3 separate regions of the Homo sapiens genome follow, and regions 1 and 3 are each linked to region 2. Evidence: chromatin loops called from intact Hi-C (ENCODE). Cell type or tissue: mammary epithelial cell. All regions are shown on one strand. Links, peaks and the distances in the headings refer to the core of each region. The heading gives the core; the rest is flanking DNA. Region 1 has its middle 68 kb from the start of FOXP1-DT. Region 2 overlaps FOXP1 (forkhead box P1). Region 3 overlaps FOXP1 (forkhead box P1).

What was found. Hi-C counts contacts between places; a loop is a spot of excess contacts. Peaks named below come from ENCODE experiments on the same cell type or tissue, not always from the same donor. Only the 100,000 strongest peaks of a DNase experiment are listed, where the experiment ranks them.
Region 1: a loop joins it to region 2, with 4 times the contacts of the local background. A loop is called at or near these places in 8 of 110 quality-filtered maps.
Region 3: a loop joins it to region 2, with 8 times the contacts of the local background. A loop is called at or near these places in 5 of 110 quality-filtered maps.

Annotation. Positions count from the first base shown.
Region 1 is chr3:71,649,992-71,656,185 of GRCh38, forward strand. No RefSeq gene overlaps it. Among named protein-coding and RNA genes, the nearest start is that of FOXP1-DT, 68 kb to the left of the region's middle. In mammary epithelial cell, for the core only: a CTCF peak has its summit at 3,028 (motif pointing left); no DNase peak of the experiment used is centred there.
Region 2 is chr3:71,065,745-71,071,938 of GRCh38, forward strand. All of the region lies in intron 7 of FOXP1 (forkhead box P1), which reads right to left. Among named protein-coding and RNA genes, the nearest start is that of FOXP1-AS1, 220 kb to the right of the region's middle. In mammary epithelial cell, for the core only: a CTCF peak has its summit at 4,295 (motif pointing left); a DNase peak (open chromatin) is centred at 4,227; H3K27ac peaks cover 1,445 bases.
Region 3 is chr3:71,154,049-71,160,242 of GRCh38, forward strand. All of the region lies in intron 6 of FOXP1 (forkhead box P1), which reads right to left. Among named protein-coding and RNA genes, the nearest start is that of FOXP1-AS1, 130 kb to the right of the region's middle. RefSeq lists an enhancer at 2,632-3,337. In mammary epithelial cell, for the core only: no CTCF peak of the experiment used is centred there; a DNase peak (open chromatin) is centred at 2,193.

The DNA of each region.
Region 1 (6,194 bases), core at 1,652-4,151, 580 kb after region 2:
GTGTCAGGATCGTGCGGGGGCGGGGACATCAAAGCCACAGTGGAAATGACAGAACCAGGGACAAACCGCTTAGAGGCTGGTGAGGAAGATAAGGTATATATACTACATATGGGGTATTTTCATTATATGTTTTTCTTTTATACACACACACACACACACACACACACAGTTTTGAGTGACTAGTGAAAAGGTCACAAATTATATGTTTCACGTGGAATTTTTAAAACATTGAATTAGTTGCTAACATTTATTTGTATTTATTTATTTGAGATGGGGTCTCACTCTGTTGCCCAGGCTGGAGTACAGTGGCATGATCTCAGCTCACTGCAATCTCTGCCTCTCAAGCAATCCTCTCCAGAGTGGCTGGAACCACAGGCAGGCACCACCATGCCCAGCTAAGTTTTTTGTATTTTTGGTAGAGACGGGGTTTCACCATGTTGCCCAGGCTGGTCTTGAACTCCTGAGCTCAGGCAATCTGCCTGCCTCAGCCTCCCAACGTGCTGGGATTACAAGCGTGAGCCATGGCACCTGGCCTAGTTGCTAACATTTAAAAATTGAGAATACTTCCTGTAAAAGACATTTTTTTTCTGACTTATCTTGATAAATGAAATGACCTGGGTACTTTCCTGCTTGGCAGCCCTCGTCAGGAGCTGCTGGTGGTGGCACCTGCCTTGGATGGTGCAGGTGCTCTCCTGTGCCCTGGTCCTCACCAGTCCCTATTGTCTACCCCAGCCCACTCCATTCACTTTATCTCCTCGGCCCCTTTTAACACATGACTTTGCAACCCGTGGGCTGGAAGTTCTAGGCAGTGTGAAGAAAAAAGTCAAATGCTAATGAGCCATGGAAGGGGTTACGATTAGACTCAAGTTTAGAGCCAAATCTCAAAGGCTATTTTCAGTAATCCATAGATTTTGAATGTAACTTCTGTATTGCATTTCTTCTAAAATATAAACCTATGTATACAATATAAATACAGATTCACAGTCCCTTATTCACAATTTTGAAATTCACAGGTTCTAAGGCACAAAGTTTTATTTTTAAAAACTAACTCAACGTTGGCAAGACCTGAGCTGATGTGGGGCTCTTTATAGAGTCTAGTTAGCCCACTTAGTGTGAATGTTCACACATTTTGCTGCAGAAATATTAACGCATAGGCTATGGGGTACATAATATACAGTCTATGCACCATAGTACCTTTATAAAATTCTAAATTCTGGCCCCAAAGGTAAAAGTCTGGGACTCTTAAACAGCAACTTTCACATACTTATAAACGAAGGTATCACTTTCGCCATTTGAGAGGGGGAAAAAGTACCCTGTTGGGAAACAAGGAGAAGTCTAAAACAGTATTTTCTAAAGAACATCTATGAAGACAATAAGCAATATTTGGTGGGGGGAGTAATTCAGTATTCTCAAACCAGTAGCTGCAGGAACAAAGCAGGCATGTGATTTCACTATTTTTATTTTTATTTTTTTTTTGCCAACAGAAAGCAGAGAACACAAGTTTATTAGGAAGCAAGTCACTTCTCTTTTCCCCGTCCCCAGACAAACCTCCTCTTAATGTTCCTTACATACCAAGAAAAAGACATCTCTACACCACAGTGATCTCACAAGGGGAGGTGAGAAGCTGCAACCATCCTCAAGTCTACTTGCTACAGTAAGACTGGTCATTAGAGACTCTGGCTTGTGGCTTGCCGAAAACACTAGCCAAGCCTGCAAATTGAGGCTTAACCCACTCCGGAGATAACCTGCCTTTTTTTGTGTCAAATAGAAGTCAGGCTCTGCAGGCTTCCAAGATCATATTACCCTTGCATGGGCATTCCAGACTACCACACCTCCAGGCCCATTTCTGATTGGACTTTGACCAGTATTCTCAGTTGCCTGATGTTCTATTTTCTTCATTAGGGTGGTGGGGAGAAACATCATCCCGAAAAGGAGGCTGATGTTACCGCAGAAAGGCAGGCTCCCCAACGTCCTCCTCTTAGTCAAGGGTAGTCATTCTGTTCGCAGGGATGCTAAGCATTTCAGAAAACCATCTCATGGATGTGCCAGCAGCATCCTGTACCTCTCCCCTGAGTGTATGCTACTGAACAGGGCCTGGATACCTGCTTGCTAAGCAGAGAAAAGCACGTACCTGGTTCTATGCCAAGCCCAAGAGAGAACCCACTTGGTATGACAATAGCCTAAGATCTCCAAGAAACTGTGATATTTAAAAAAGCTTTTCTATAAAGCCAGAGAATATGCTGGCGAGTTAGCTGTTTTCAACTGCACCTGAAGCTATGGAGCCACTAGAAAGGAATTTGGATGAAGTTTTCCTCCCTTCTTTCCTCTTTAATCTCTAAGGAATTGCTACTAAACCAAGGCCACACTGGCAGAGGCAGCGCCAACTGAGCCTTTCTCAAAGACAGTGTAGAAAAAAAAATGCCCTGCTGCCTCAATATCCTAGAATACGCTTCATTCCCCAATGCCCATCTGTAAAAGGCAATGCTCACTTTATGACAAACAAGGGGATAAATGTGCTGGCACTGAAATTCAGACTCCACAGCCAGGCCCTGTGGGGTTGGCCACTTTAATGAGAATATCTACAACCCCCTCCTGTAATAATGGGAAAGCAGGGAAGGAGAGGAGAATGGTTCTACAAGGTTTTCATTTTGTCTGTAGTTATTTTACACCTGAAACAGAATCAAGAGTGGAAAACACCTTTCCATGTTTTGCACTTGCGGTTTTGGTCTGATCTCTCTTTCTCTTAATATGTTTTTAAATCTTTTCTTTCAGGTTAGATTTGAGTTTGTTTTCTCTGAAAATGCAAAAGGGCCTGTCCACATTGAACTCCTGGATCACCTCTCACCGATGAAAGTTCAATGCGAATGTAACGTGCTCGTAACACGTTTCCTAGTGAATGTATCTCTCTGCGAATCATTCGTGTGTGCTCAGCCTGCAAGCCTGGCAACCCACTGGCAACGTACCGAATCTGTTCAGTCCTTATACTGGATAGCTGACTCTTTCCATAATTTATGTTACAGTGCCATCTGATGGTAGTTTATGACCACCATTTTTAAAAAGCTGGGCTGTCTCTTCTGCCTTTTAAAGAAATATATGGGTTTAAAAATCGTCTTTAATTAATCACAGCAGATAATGTGTCAGTGTGGTGGTCTGTAAACAAGAAAGCTGTTTCCACGTGAGGTCTGCTAAAGATGAGACACTACAGAGAGGATTTTGAGCAGCCACACACACCTTAAAGACAACTGATTAATTTTTTTAAAGACATTCATGTTCTCGTTCAGTGACTATTACTGCATAATCCGACATTTCAGAAGCAGTGTTCTTTGTGAATGCCATGACATATTTGGGAAGAATATCAGAGGGAAAGTCTGTTCTAAGTAAATGATGTGTGGTCCAGAATTTTCGGCTCTGCATTCTCATTGTGCATCATTTATTTCTCCCTCTTCATTTCCAAAAAAACCCACAAAACTCTCTGGGCCCATACCGGCATGACACAAGGAAACCCAACCCCACTTTTAAGCCCAATCATTTGCAAATGTATTTCAGTCCTAGGTTTAATTCTAGGAGAAGATTCCTTGGAGAAGCCTCATTCCGGAAGTCTGCCTGCCAATTTTTGGAGGCTTTAAGGCTTGTTTCCTCTCTCTCCTCCAGGTTTCTTTCCACCCACAAAGTTAACGTGCATCGTGAATGGGCCTGAATATAATTCCTCCAACAGAACTTGCCAGTTCTGTGGCTGCACTGCCAGTCACTCTCAGGAACGCGCAAAGAAAAAGATGATTTCAAGTCCAGGTTTGTTTGGGGGGTTCTGGGTAAATAAAATGAGTTTATGAGATAGGGATCTGGGAAGACCTGGGGTGTCAGGGAGGGTTTTTTTTTTTTTTTAACTAAAGTAAATGCTCTAGCCTCCTCTTCAACGATGAAACAGTCTGATAGCTAGCAAAGTGATTGACTTCTAACTCCTACACTCAAAAGTCTTCAGTTCACATTCCATCCCCTTTTCCAGATTACCCCATTTAATGTCTCATCACTCCTATAGGATCAAGATGAAAAGTTTGAGCTGAGGGAGCAAGCAGGGAAGACACCCCTTTCCTCTTCATAAAGAAGACACAGAACACACAGTGATTCATTAGGAAGGAAGAGAAATTAATATGCATTTAACCAGATGCAAAATAGGAACTTGGGAACAAAGGCAGTTTAAAAAAAGGCACTCGAATGTCAGAGATTTCTCAGGTTCTTCCTGCCCTGTCACAATCAACATGCCTTCCTTTCTAACTGCTCCCTTTTCAGTAATTGTAGGGATCACAATTTCAAATTAAACATTCCTAATAAGTCACGGTGGGTTTTGCTTACTTGGTTTTGCTTCTTTTATTCTCTCCTGTACTCCCCCCGCCCCCCGCCCCTTTGTTTTGCTTATAAACTTACCTTTGCTGACCCTTCTCTCCTGTTTTGGGGGGCTGTTCTTGCTTCCTTCCCTGCACTTAAAATGTTCTTGTCTCTTCAACTGTCATCCCCAAATCAGCACGAGCATGTCTGGTGCTCACATTTCCCCCATCTTTGGTTGAGTGTGTGTTTTTGTGTGTCTGTTATTGTTTCCCTCCCCACCCCCCTTTAATTAGAAGAACACTATCAGAGACTCCAACACATTCAGCTGGGTCTGAACTGACTGTACCCATTAGGAATTCTTAAAGTGCAGATCGACTCTCCAAAATGACTTTTTACAGATGCAAAACTGACTTCATGGGTTGCCTCACCCCCACTCCATCTCCCGACGTGTATGGTTTTTCATCGCTGTTCCAATTTAAATTTCTCAGTCTACCACTCAAAAGAGATGATTTTTTTCTAATATCCATCCTGCAAACTCCATCTGGGATCCCCCAAACAAGCTGTGTTCTTCTGTTTCTCTCACAGGCAGGAATTATAAAAAGTCTGCAATAAGAGCAGGAAGGAGGTCAGACCTTCTTGGTCCTGAACCACAAGCGTTTTAATGCCTGGAAACACACAGGGTAATTGAACAGGGAAGATAAAATAAATGTCCACTTAGAGGCGATTGCCCCACCCTATCCATCCAGCCTGCGGATCCGGTGCACATCACCTTGGGAAAGCCCAAGTTACAGTCCACAAAAAACCAGAAGCAAGGAGCATCTACTATAATCACAATTATCCTACGATCTTCATGCCTCGCAGGATTACTATCCTTCCAAGCTTTGGGCCTAGTGTCTTGTGTGAACAGAGAACCAGATGGGAGTTTTGGGGGCTAAAATGGATCCACCAATTATTTATAGATTCGGACTAAAAATCATGTGAACCGCCTTCTGTGGAGTTCCATCTTCCGAGAACAGACTTGAAATAGACATAGTTGTGGAAAGTCTCGGAATCATTTAGAATAATCCTGAACATGGTATTGCAAGTAGGGAATGGTAGAGTGAAGTCTAAAGAATGTTAAAAGCCCCTTCAAAAAGAAGGGCAGAGTTTTAGAACAATCTTTCGGAGAGCTCTAGAATCAGACCACGTGGTTCAATTTTATATCCTGTTGGTCTTAGTAGCATTGACCCTAGACATTTTTTTTTTTTCCTGCTGAAAAAACCTTTAAAGTTTGACATGACTGCTTTGCATAGCTAAGTGTGACCAGCTTTGGAGAAGAAGAAAATTGTTCTTACTGCCTTGCATACGATAGACAATCAACATTTATTGAAAGGATGAAAATAAAAACAGACCTTTTATCATGCAAAGTATATGACTACGTATAGTATGATAAAGTTTCCTTAAGCTCTGTATTTTATTTTTTTAACTTTTACATATATATATATATATATATATATATATATATTTTTTTTTTTTTTTTTTTTTTTTTTTTTTTTTTCTGAAGCAGTGGGAGTGGGGAGGCAACATTTCTTAAATAATTCCTTTGTGCTAGCTACCATACTAAATACCTTTTTTTTTTTTTTGAGACAGGGTCTAGATCTGCTGCCCAGGATGGAGTGCAGTAGCATGATCACAGCTCACTGCAGCCGCAGCCTCAACCTTCCAGGCTCAAGCGATCCTCCCAGCTCAGCCCCCCAAGCACCTGGGATAACAGGCACGCGCCAGCAAGCCCGACTAATTTTTGTATTTTTAGTAGAGACCGGGTTTCACCATATTGCCCAGGCTGGTCTCAAACTCCTTGGCCTCCCAAAGTGCTGGGATTACAGGTGTGA
Region 2 (6,194 bases), core at 3,337-5,836:
AACAAAAGCTACTCTCAATAAGCACTTTAGGATGACCTTCTCTATTAGAAATAGTCACTGCTCTTTCAGGCTATTGAAAGCTGAGTATAGTGTTTTTTTAAAAAGTCAACAATGTGCTAAACTTTGTTGGCTCAACTGACACGACTTAAGCGTCAGGTTAATCTAGTCCATTTCGGCGACTCTAAAAAAATCACCTATTTACCACCTTCAAACTTGGAGAAAAACTTCCTGGCCTGTATATTTTTTAAAGACACACACACAAAATCCCCACACACATTTTTATTCTTTTTCTCAAAATATTAGAGGAAAAGGAGTAGTGTGACATCAATGAATGCCTATTTGCCTTCAAAAAAAAAAAAAAAAAAAAGGCAACAAAATCTGACCCAGTAATCCCAGGAATTTTACTTGAAAGTACATTTTGATGTGAAGTGTATTAAATGCAGGTTACTACAGACCAGAAAGAATATTGGTAATATTTCCAATCAAGCAAATGCCTGAATTTCAACAGGGTCAGCGGGGAGCAGACAATTCCCTCTTTACTCTGGCTGTAAAAGAGACAAGCGCGAAGTGACCATCAAAGTATGATCAGATGTTAAATGGGCACAGCGCAGATCGCTCTTCACCCTAAAGTGTTTTTGTGTCAGATACCAAATTTATTAATGGGATTTTTTCAGGTCACAAAATGTGACCCCACCCTCTCATGAATATTCAACAGAGAACCAAGGGCTCTTTTGCGAGGTAGAAGGACCTTAAATCTGCCAGAAAGTCCCCCGACTATCAGTAGAGTTCTGACTCTTAAAGAGAAAAGGTGCTCTTTCCGGAGGGGCTGGCAGAGAGCCCCAACGGCAGGAAATACAAATAAAGGAAGTGCTCTCCAACCAATGTACAGGGAGAAAGTGGAAAGAATCATTTCAAAACGCCTAAGTGACTTTCTTTTTCCCAAAGTATTAAAATTGAGTTTTAATGTTTATAAACAAAAACTGGGATGTACTTTGAATATGCAATGTGTTTTTATTTTAGAAACTAAGTTCTTCATGAGGCATCCATAAAACTCATGCATGCTTTCAGAAGGTGGACTAACTCCTTAGCAGGTCAGTGTTTATCAGCTAATAGTCTGCAGGTGCATCAAAACAAACAATAAACAAGCAAACAACATTACAGACGCTCATGACCCAGCTGTGGAGACAAGCCTTAAACAAAATAATTAGAGAGTGATGCAATGCAGTGCTTACTCAACTACTAAATTGCACGGTGGTGGCTGTAAGCACCATGGGACCACAAAGAAGGAGGAGATCACTAGGAGGAGGGGTCTGGGAAGGCCCACTGGGGAGGTGGCATTTAAAGGCTGATGGTTTGGGTAAGGGGGAGGTGACAAAAGAGAGAGGGAAATGGCTTGGCATACTAACTTAGAAGCCACCTGGAGCCCATCTCGCCCTGTCTCCAGACAGACAGATGATATGGTGACTCAGAGACTACTTCTGGGCAAGGAAATGTCCCATCAGTGATAAACCTGGATAAACTACATATGCCCAGGCCACTTTGGTTAATTCTAAACTCCTGTGGTCCTGTGTACTTGCCCTGTATTTGGGATTCAGGAAGAACTGGAACTTCCATAAGTGGAATATAATATAAAATGTTAAAACCAATAGTAACTCAGAAGACTTCGTTAAAACCATTTATTAATCACTGTGAGCACCAGGTCATTTTAGAAAAGCTGAATAAGAAAGGCCAACAAAAAAATTTTGGATTGTGGGTGTTTTAACAGTCTCATGCAGTTGTCATAATCTGAACACAAATTCCAGCCCTCATTGTACAGAGGAGGAAACTGAGGCTTAGAAAAGCAAAGTGATTTCTCCCAAGAATTAAACATGGCCAGGTGCAGTGGCTCATACTCATAATCCCAGCACTTTGGGAGGCCAAGGCAGGAAGACTGCTTTGAGGTTTGAGACCACCCTGGGCAACACAGTGGGACTCCGTCTCCAAAAATACACACACACACACACACACACACACACACACAATTAGCCACGTGTGATGGTGCATGCCTATAGTCCCAACAACTTGGGAGACTGAGGTGGCAGGATCACTTGGAGACCAGAAGTTCAAGGCTGCAGCAAGCTGTGATCGCACCACTGCACTCCAGCCTAGGCAACAGAGCAAGAAACTGTCTTAAAAAATAAAAAATAAAATAAAAAAAAAATATATACTACAGGCTTCCAAGAGGAAGCAGATACTGGATAATTATAAAAAAAAAAAGCCATAATAATATAAAATGAATACCTGTGGTGGGGGGGAGGGGATATCGAGGGGTAAGCCAACGTTTAAGGAAGAGTAAAGGAAATGCTAAATACCATACTTTAAAAATATTTTTGATGCCCACATCCTAACACCCACAACAGATACAGCTCTTGTTCAAACACCACATATTAAGAAACCTGTCAGTTGCTAAATGAGTCCATTGTGCAGCTGGCTGTGCACTTAAGAACAGATTACTATGATCCCACACCAAACTCTAACCACCAAATAACACACCTGGGACTAAAATCATGTATTATATTTGGTTCTGCTGAGCCTTAGCTTTGAACACAGAAGAAAGTGAAAGGTTTTACTGCCCATTCAGAGCTGAGAATGGAGATAAGATGTATTAAAGGAAGAGTCAGGAGGAGCGTCTCCTCAGGACATTATTCCATACACTGATGAATGGCCCTGTGGTGAGGCAGATACAGCAATGGTCCCTGGCCCACGTGGTCCTCAGTTCCAACGAAAGGCCTGCTTTGCCAGAAGCTGCTTGGAAATAACTAGAGAAAGGATACGAGCATGGGGTGAAAAATCAACTGTGTGATCAGAGGCCAAAACCTTAATTCAAGTTTGCTGTCTTCTTCTGAACAACACTTGTGTTAACACAACACACATTTTCTTTCCCCTTTCCAATTAATTTAATGGAGTATCCAGGACATATTCTGAAATGACAGAACTTAAAGAGATTCAACCAACTGATTCCAATTCCGGAGAGAGAAAGCTAAAGCAACAGGAATACAAAATGTAAGCCCAGTAACATGCCTGATGGCCTACTCAGGAAAGCGCGCCTCCCCAGAAGGAGGACTGCTTTAAGTATTTCTCCAAAGAATGGCAATGGGGCAGCCAATTAGAGTTACTAAATTGCAACAGCAATGCCCCATTCCTGAGATCTGGGGATTTGTCTCCAAGGAACCACCATTCTGTCTTGATTTAAGCAGTGCTTTTACTTAAAAATATAAATTAATACATCATCCATCTACAGGGAGCTAAGGCAGTTAGCTCCATATTGATATTGTTTATGTCACTGTTATGCATATGTTGACAATGAAGCTAATTATGTTGTTTTTCTTCTGTGCCTGCAAGTTTGGCCAAGGGAAAACACTGAGTTCTCACTGTTCCATAGGAGTTTAAATTCCCCTTAATGCATCTTCCAAATTGCCATTTGCATTTTCATGTAATGCAACATTTTATAAAGCCATTGCTTCTGGTTAATTTGTATATACACAGTGTGACATGTCAACATTCAGGTGACTTGTAAGTATGATGAGCTATGGAAAACATCAACCTAAAAACAAATCCCTTACTCTAAAAGCATTCATAAGCATCAGAGGTAAACAAAATCATGACAGAAAAGAAAAATGACAACATCCTTTCCTAACTCTGCATTTGACAGTAATAAATTACCCTCTCTCATTTATGATGAAACTATAATCCCCTGTTTTAACATAATGTAAAATTTGTTAATGGACTGCTTCTGCCATGGGGTTAGAACAGATTACACTGAAGTGTGCAAAGTTCTTGAAAAGGTACATGTTTTGGGGCAGTAGAGCATGTCCCAAAGTGCTGTACCCTTCAGATATCGGGGGGAAAACATCACTGCCACCACCACCACCAAGTGTAATTTGTTATTTCCCTCCCGAAGAGTGACAGTATTTTTGGCCCACCCACAGGCAAACCCTCGATTTTTAAGCATAACCAGAAATGGGGCACTGAAGGGGAAAGAAAAGACGGCTCTTGGGGAATGAAATTACATTTTAATTTTTTTAACGTTTACTTATGTAGAAATCGCTGAATATCAGATAAAGGCAACTGACCACCTTTATTTAGTACAGTCAGCTTTTCCAGAGATCTGTGGTGTGCAGCAGGCCTGCAAAGAGGCAAAGGGAGCGTGTCCCATCCTGCCCTCAGAACAATGCTCACACATCTTCCTCCCATGCAACACCACCCTCCTCTGACCCTAGGTTGACACACCCTCATGTCAAAACCTTCTTTACGCCTGCCCTCTGCTGGCAAGCCTGCCAGGATTAGGAAATTTTGACTACTTCAACTTATTCAAAAGACAACTTTTAAAGCCAGACAGAGAAAGGACATGTAATGAACTATTAACTGGAATATATAAATTAAGACATTTAAACAAAATGGGGGGAGAAAGGGGGACACCCCTAGTGAAATATGGCACTTTTAATGTAAAAATGCACATTCGTCTACTCTATTGCCTCCTCGCTCACAGCAGGGGAGTGCCAAACTCGATATTTTAGCTCACCTAAGAGAACAACCTGTATTACTGTTGGGCATCTTGCCTTCTTTTGCTCACTCTCCGGGGAGAGCATGTCGGCGCATTTTCAATAAAACACCTTCTTAGCAGTAATGGGCCACTGTTCCCATTTCAGTGGTCCCTAAGGTTTCACGATACAGTATATTTGGCTGACTCGCAGTTCGAGTTTTCTTCTGGCATTCCTAAGATCCAAAAAACGGAAGAGAAAAAGCAAAAGAAGAGTACTTGCTTATCCTTTGTTTCAGTAAGAAAACAGTCAACTTTGAGACTGATTAGCTGGTAGGACTTACACAAAACAAGGGCACTCTCGGGCCCTCTCCCCTGCTACGGGAACCCTCCGCGCACGTGTGGGCCAGACTCCCAGCTGAAGGAGGGCTCTGGGCATTAGGGGGTAAATTTCTGCAGCAGCGTGCTGGGGTTTAACAGTGCAACTCCTGTCAGTGTCAATGGGAAGCACAAGGCCTGTACAAATCCCTGCATACCATTTCAAAAATATATCTCCAAGACGGGAAAATGAAGCTTAGCAGTTGCAACCTCAAAAGCATTCAGGAAGTAGCACTCTTGACAGCGCTTTAGATGCCGAGTAAATGGTCTTATAAAGAACACCCAATCCAGCCGACAATAAATCTTACACCGGGGAAGCCGGCACAGGGCTGTGGAATCCCCTCCAAGATAATTGCCTTCCACACTGTGTGGCATAGAAGCTGCTACACAGAAAACATTTTCCGGGGCTCTGCGCTCGCTATGGCTTGCTTTTCTTTCCCTAATAGTCACCAATTACACAGACACTCACACCCTGTCTTTAAGAGTGACCACATAAAAGTCTCAAGGTTTGTCTCCTTTTCTAGAAAAAAAGGTTGTAAGGCCAGTTCTAGTGGGGAGCGGGTGGGAGAGGGAGGTTGAGAACAGAGGGTGTGTTTAAGAACTCAGGAATGGAATCTGACACAGGCATCCAGGTGAGCAACCCTGGGTGTCTCCACTTTCCAGTCTTTGACGGTTCATGTAGTTTCCAGACAGCTCCAAGTACTGGGGCTCATCTACAGGCCGCTGAAGCGGTCAGCACATCTTTTCTAGTCCACAGAGGCCTCAAGCAGGCTGTTTAACTCTGAGATAGTACAGGAGTACTACATATGACTTAGGATTCTATTAATGACTTTGTCAGGAATAATAGTGTGATTGTGGGCAAGTCACGTCACCTCTCTGCGCCTGCACATTTCAGCTAAACAAAGAGGAAGATGGATGAGATCTCTCTATAATTTCTTTTTTTCTTTTTTGAGATGGAGTCTCGCTCTTGTCACCCAGCCTGGAGTGCAATGGCGCATCTTGGCTCACTGCAACCTCCGCCCCCTGTGTTCAAGCGATTATCCTGCCTCAGCCTCCCAAATAGCTGGGATTACAGGCACCTGCCACCACGCCTGGCTAATTTTTGTATTTTTAGTAGAGACGGTGTTTCACCATGTTGCCCAGACTGGTCTCAAACTCCCGACACCTCAGGTGATCGGCCTGCTTCAGCCTCCCAAGGTGCTGGGATTACAGGCGTGAGCCACTGCGCCCAGCCTCTGTAGTTTAACAACAACAACAACAACGACAACAACAACAGCTATCATTACTGGTATCCTTA
Region 3 (6,194 bases), core at 1,232-3,731, 86 kb after region 2:
TATGGAATTTTGTTTTTCCCCTTTGCATTCTTCTTCTTCTTCTTCTTCTTTTTTTTTGCAATTGACTAATAATAATTGAATGTATTTATGAAATATAATGTGATATTTTGAGAAAAATTAAATTAAGCTAGTTAATATATCCATCACCTCACCTACTTATCATTTTTTTGTGTGTGTGGGTGTGGTGAGAACATTTGAAATCTCCTCTTTCAGCAATTTTGAAATATATAATACATTATTATTAACTGCGGTCACCATGCTGCACAACAATTTACTAAAACTTCTTCCACCTCTATCCTGGAATTTCTTAAGACTGATTCAGACTGTAATGTGCCTGGGAATCAACGTATTCCTTAAGGAAAACTCTAAAACCATGACATATTTAAGCCTACTGTATGAATTAGAAAAAGCATTCTAAGAGGAAGTATCTCACATATACACTGTCAAATCACAAGAATAGATGTCCATGAAAGCCAGGATTCCTGTTAGTATTCATTCACTGTTGGTTCTTTGGTTCCGTCTTCTCCTCACTGGTGGACAATATTGGGCGGAGGCAAAGAACACGGCTCTAGAGCTGGACTGCCCGGGCTCAATGCTTCGCTGTGTGACCTTGGGCAAGTCACCTAACCTTGCGGTGCCTCAGTCACTGCAGCTATTAAATAGAGATAAAACTAGGTTTTTCCTTTTGGGATTGTTGTGAGGATAAAGTAAGACAGTTCCTGAAAAGCACACTGCCTGGTTCCCCATGGCTCTCAGGGAACATTAGCTGTCCCAATTCCATTACTAGCAGCTGGAAGACAACATAACAGGAGCCAAAGGGTGGGTTGTTTGTTTTTTTAACATTTGCAATAAGATTTCAAAATAGAAAATTTGAATTTGTCAATCTGGGGAAAATACAATCATTTAATTATAGTAATAAAATGTCTCATAATATTACTGAAAAAATCACTGCATTGTCTCTTGCCTAACCACAGTGAGGTCAGAGGGATATTATTTCTTTTACACAGTGGAGGAACTTAAGATTCAGAGAATTTAAGATGCTGAGAGGCAAGCCACAAACAAACAATTGAGATTGAAACTCAGGTTTGTCTCAGTCCAAGGTTTGTCTCAGATATGCCATGTCTATATCATGACATGTATTTTTAAAGGTAACCAGGGAACCAAAGGGAAGGCCTAGAAAATACATATAAACCAAGCAGTGCTCGGGTGCCCTCTGAAACACAATCTTACATTTATGCCTTTAGTATAGTGCTGTCCAAGAGCAATATAATGTAAGCAACATACAGAATTTTAAATTTTTAGTAGCTGCACTTAAAAATGGTAAAAGATAACAAGTAAAATTAATGTATGTATAATCAACATAAAATTGTCAATGGGCTATTTTGCTCTTTCAAAATACTAAGTTTACTAAGTCTTTAAAATCCAGTTTGTATTTTCCACATCTCCATTTAGATTACCCATATTTCAAGTGCTCAAGAGCCCCATGGGACCAGTAGCCACCATACTGGGTAGTACAGTGGTCACAGCTCTTTGCAATGACCACTCATGCTAAACAGCACTGAAAGAAATCATTAGTGTCATTTGAAAGCAACATCTAAGTTTTCACCTGGCAGACCCAGGATTTAGATACAACCCAAGCCATTTGTGTTTCTTCCCCTCAGCTACAATCTAACATCACATTCTTAGTTACAAAGACTTGATACGCTCACTTCTAGTGCAGAACATTCAGCCCTCATTCAGGATACTGTATCCTGCTCAACTCCATGCATACATTCCTTCTTGAAATCAGTGAAAACTCCACATGTGAAACAGAACTGAAACAGACAAGACAGCCCCGCAGTGCAGGTAAACATGAAGCCAATGGGTGGTTTTTCTCCCCTTGTGCTTTGGACAATCAAGGAAAACAAGCCCTTATTTGCTAAATAAAAATGGCTTGGCCATGAACTTCTTTGGTAAGGGAGGTAGGGCTCAGTTGGGGTTCTCACTGATTGCCTGTCTGACAGCAATCTCTCCTGCAGGGAGGACACAGCCCAGAGATGAACACTTAATTGAGAGAGAAATCAGGAGGACTGCTGAACGACTGAGTGATCTTTCAGAGCAAAGCATCACAAGGAAAAGGGAACCAGCTCCAGGGGGAGGGGGGGTGAAAGTTTTCAAGAGAAGGTGAGTAACCTGGGGATCCCATGATGCATGGCTCTGGGAATGAAGGATGGGTCCTCTTCCTCATTCCTGCTCTCTTACCTTCTTCCCTGTATCACTTTCTTTCATCATGCACTCAGCACCTACTCAGCATCTAGCACTGAACACAGAGAGGTAAATACAACATTGCCAGCCTCAAAGGCCTTAATTCAGCCATTAACTACAACCCAGCAGCATTTGTGCTTCAATGGAGGGGTGCACCAAACAGGAGGAGAGGGGAAAGCCTTTCCAAAAATGAAAGAATTTAAATGAGCCTGGGAGGGGGGGAAAAGAGTGAGCAAAGAGAAAGGTATTTTGCAGAATGAGGCTAGCATTTGCAAAGGCACAGAGGTGTCAGAAGCCTGGAGAGTTCAGGGTCCTGCCAGAATTTGGGCTTGGAATGGTGCAGGGGAAAACAGAGGATAAGCTCTTTTCTAATGGGCAGAGGCCATAGCATGAGTGGTAATTCAACATCATCCAAAGGAACTTGATTTTAGTGCCCAAAGGCTAGTTGGACATCTAGAATTTTTGAAATGGGCAAAAAAGAAGACAAAATCTCTATGATTCTGACATGCTTCCATACACAGCAAGGAGTCCAGGAGATAAAAGGAAGGAAGGTGGGCCTCCTAGGCTGCTCAGGTCCAGCACACCTGGGCAACCATTGGTCCTGCCTGCCACACTGGGCCAGGCTGGCTAATCAGGACTGAAAAGCTGGTGAACAGTGCATGTCCTGACCACGAGGTGACTAAAGAAAAGCCAGTTTCAAGGCCTAGTAAAAAGAAAGACTGCCTGGTTCAGAGGGTACAGGAAAAGCACAAGAGAGTGGAGGAGCATACACTTCCAATGCAGAGAAGCAAAGCAGATGATGCCACCTCAGGTTAATTAAATCAAGTGGCTTCAGGTCTGGATCTAACCTTGGCGGCAAACCACCAGGAGAATGTTGATAGGACAACCAAACAGGTATAGATTTTCAAACATGTTTTTGGAGTGTTGGAACACAGAACGAAAAGAGACTGCTGAGAAGGTTCAGGAGAGGGAGGGGATGGAGGAGAGAATAACACAGAAAGGACTTCTCAATCTTGAATGCCTCCAAATTTGGAATGCCTTTTTAAAAATAGTCTTTTGGATCCAAGAACAAAATCACACCAAAATATTAAAAAGATAAGGCAGTGTGAAAAAGTTTACTCCTGAAATGACTCTTAAATACAAATTGGAATGTTACCGACATACCTGCCCCACAAAAAGGTGAAAATTAAAGTCAAATCATTAAATCTGAATATGGTTGTAAAGGTGAAGAGTTGTAGAGATTTATATAACTTTTAGAACACATCCTTTAACCTATTGATTAAATAGGAGAGGAAAGGAATGCCAGTAATATCCAGTGTACTGCCAAATGTCACACTGTGAACCCACAGCATTAAGTATGTAAATCTTCTGATACCAGGTTGTTCCTTCACTTCTTTTCTGGCCTTTCATGAAGAAATCTTTGCTAGTTAGAGGCTAGTGATACAAAGTTGGGCTAAGAAGCTAGTCAAGGTGCCTGTCCTCATGAAGCTTCTATTCTAAAGTGTGGAGGGAGGCCAGGAGTAGTGGCTCATGCCTATAATCCCAGCACTCTGGGAGGCTGAGGCAAGCAGGTCACCTCAGGTCAGGAGTTTGAGACCAGCCAGGCCAACATGGTGAAACCTCATCTCTATCAGAAGATACAAAAATTAGCCTGGTGTGGTGGTGTGTGCCTGTAGTCCCAGCTACTGGGGAGGCTGAGGCGGGAGGATCGCTTGAGCTTGGAGGGCAGAGGTTACAGTGAGCCAAGATTGCACCACTGCACTCCAGCCTGGGTGGGAGGGTAAGACGAAAGAAGGAAGGAAGGAAGGAAGGAAGGGAGGGAGGGAGGGAGGGAGGGAGGGAGGGAGGCAGGGAAGGAGGGAGGGAGGCAGGGAAGGAAGGAAGGAGGGAAGGAGGGAGGGAAAGAAAGAAAGGGAAAGAAAGAAAAAAGAAAGACAGAAGAGAGACAGAAAGAGTGAGTGAGTGCCTGAAGGGGAGAAGTCAGGTAGTAGATCAATAAATAAAAGTGGTAACTGCAGAGCCTGAGCTTGTTAGAAGACACAAGTAGATGATATAATAAATAGTGCCCAGGGAATGTTACCCACTTACCTGCAGAAAGGGAAAGACAAGTTGCAGACAAAGTTAGGAGGCCCCTGAGCTGTCCCTCTGAGGCACTCATCCTAAGGTATGGATGACAAAGACACTGCCATTTAGGCAGGGGTGAGCAGGGATCATGAAACCAATGAGAGCTCAGTAATCAAAGCATGTTCCCTTTTCACTGTCTGCTGAATGCTCTGCTCTAAAACTTTTCATATATGGTACAGGCAACAGAGAAAGTCTTCATGTAAATAACATAACAGAAGTAAACTAAAAGGACTCCAAATTAACATACAGATAAACACAGACTGAAAGGTAAAGTCATTTGACCTCTGGAATTCTCTTTCAGCCCACAGACCAAAAAAAAAAAAAAAAAAAGGTAAATGGTGATCACAAATCCTGATATGTTACGTTGTCAAAGGTTGGCTTGAATGTGGAAATAAACAGTTGAAAAGGGCCAAGCAAGGTGGCTCATGCCTGTAATCCCAGCACTTTGGGGGGCCAAGGTGGGTCATCACTTGAGCCCAGGAGTTCGAGACCAGCCTGGACAACATAGGGAGACCCCTACCTCTACAAACAATACAAAAATGATCTGGGCAAGATGGCGCATGCCTTTGGTCCCAAATACTCTGGAGGCTGAGGTAGGAGAATCCCTGGAGCCCAGGAGGTCGAGGTGCAGTAAGCCATGATTGCAACACTGCACTTCAGCTTAGGTGACAGGGCGGAACCCTATCTCAAAAAAAAAAAAAAAAAAAAAAAGTTGAAAAGTACTTCAAAATTAAAAGAAAAACAACGCATGAAAATCAGCAGAAACTGAGAGTAATGTATAAAGGACCTGCTTCCTGATTTCACGTTTTTAGAAAACTGTAAAAGATTGGAGAGAATCCAGAGAAGGGCAAGTAAAATGATTAAGAGGATGGAAAATGGAGCCTCCGAGGAAAGGTTAAAAGGGTTATGATGGTTTAGCCTGAAAAAGAGAAGGCTAAGGGGTGACTTAATAACTGCCTTCAAGTATATGACAGGTTATTACAAAGGAGATGCCAACAAGTTATTTTCTATAACAAGAGAGGACAGAGGAAATTGCCTTAAATTGCAGCAGAAGAAAGAGAGCTAGCAAGTGAATTGAGTAAGATTCAAGAGTAAGTTCCTTGACCGGACCCAGCTTCATCAAGGGAGGCTGGCGAATTTCTCTTCCTGGAGAGCTTTTTACACAAATAACCCATTCTCTTTGATTATAAATAGCCCTTACTGGGTACAGTGAGGTGGAGTTGAGACCAACTGACCTTCAGCAGTCCTTTCTATGATATTTCAACTTTTGGTTCATAAATGCAGGAAGGCTTTACTAATATTCCATTTCCTACCTTACAAGAGGTTTAAAAAAAATCAAGATCTAGGAAGATCCACACACAATGGGTTTATCAATGATAATACTTTATAACACAATAAAATGGATGCAACTTTTCCACTGATTTTTTATGACAATAAACATAAGCAAAAGAAGAACTAATTAACACAGTTACGCTCATAAGAAAAATTAGCCCAAATGTAAGACAGCCACAGGTCCTGATTCTGCTGAATTACAGATTAAGTGTAGAACTGTCATGCACATGTGCTAAATTCAAGCTGAACACAAGGATTCTGTTCACTTCCTTCAAGAAGAGGCATTTACTGCAGAAGGCTCAAGAACCAATAAAAAAGGTAATTTCGCAGTATCTCCACTGTGTCCCAATCAACCAAAGGGCCGAAGGCAGCTCCATCCTCACCACGCTGTTCTTGCCACCCGGCTGGTTTTCAATTGACACTGCCGTGTATGTATTTCTTTTTTTTTTCCCCAACTTGGGCCTATTGGGGTTTTGTAAAACACTGCAACTCCA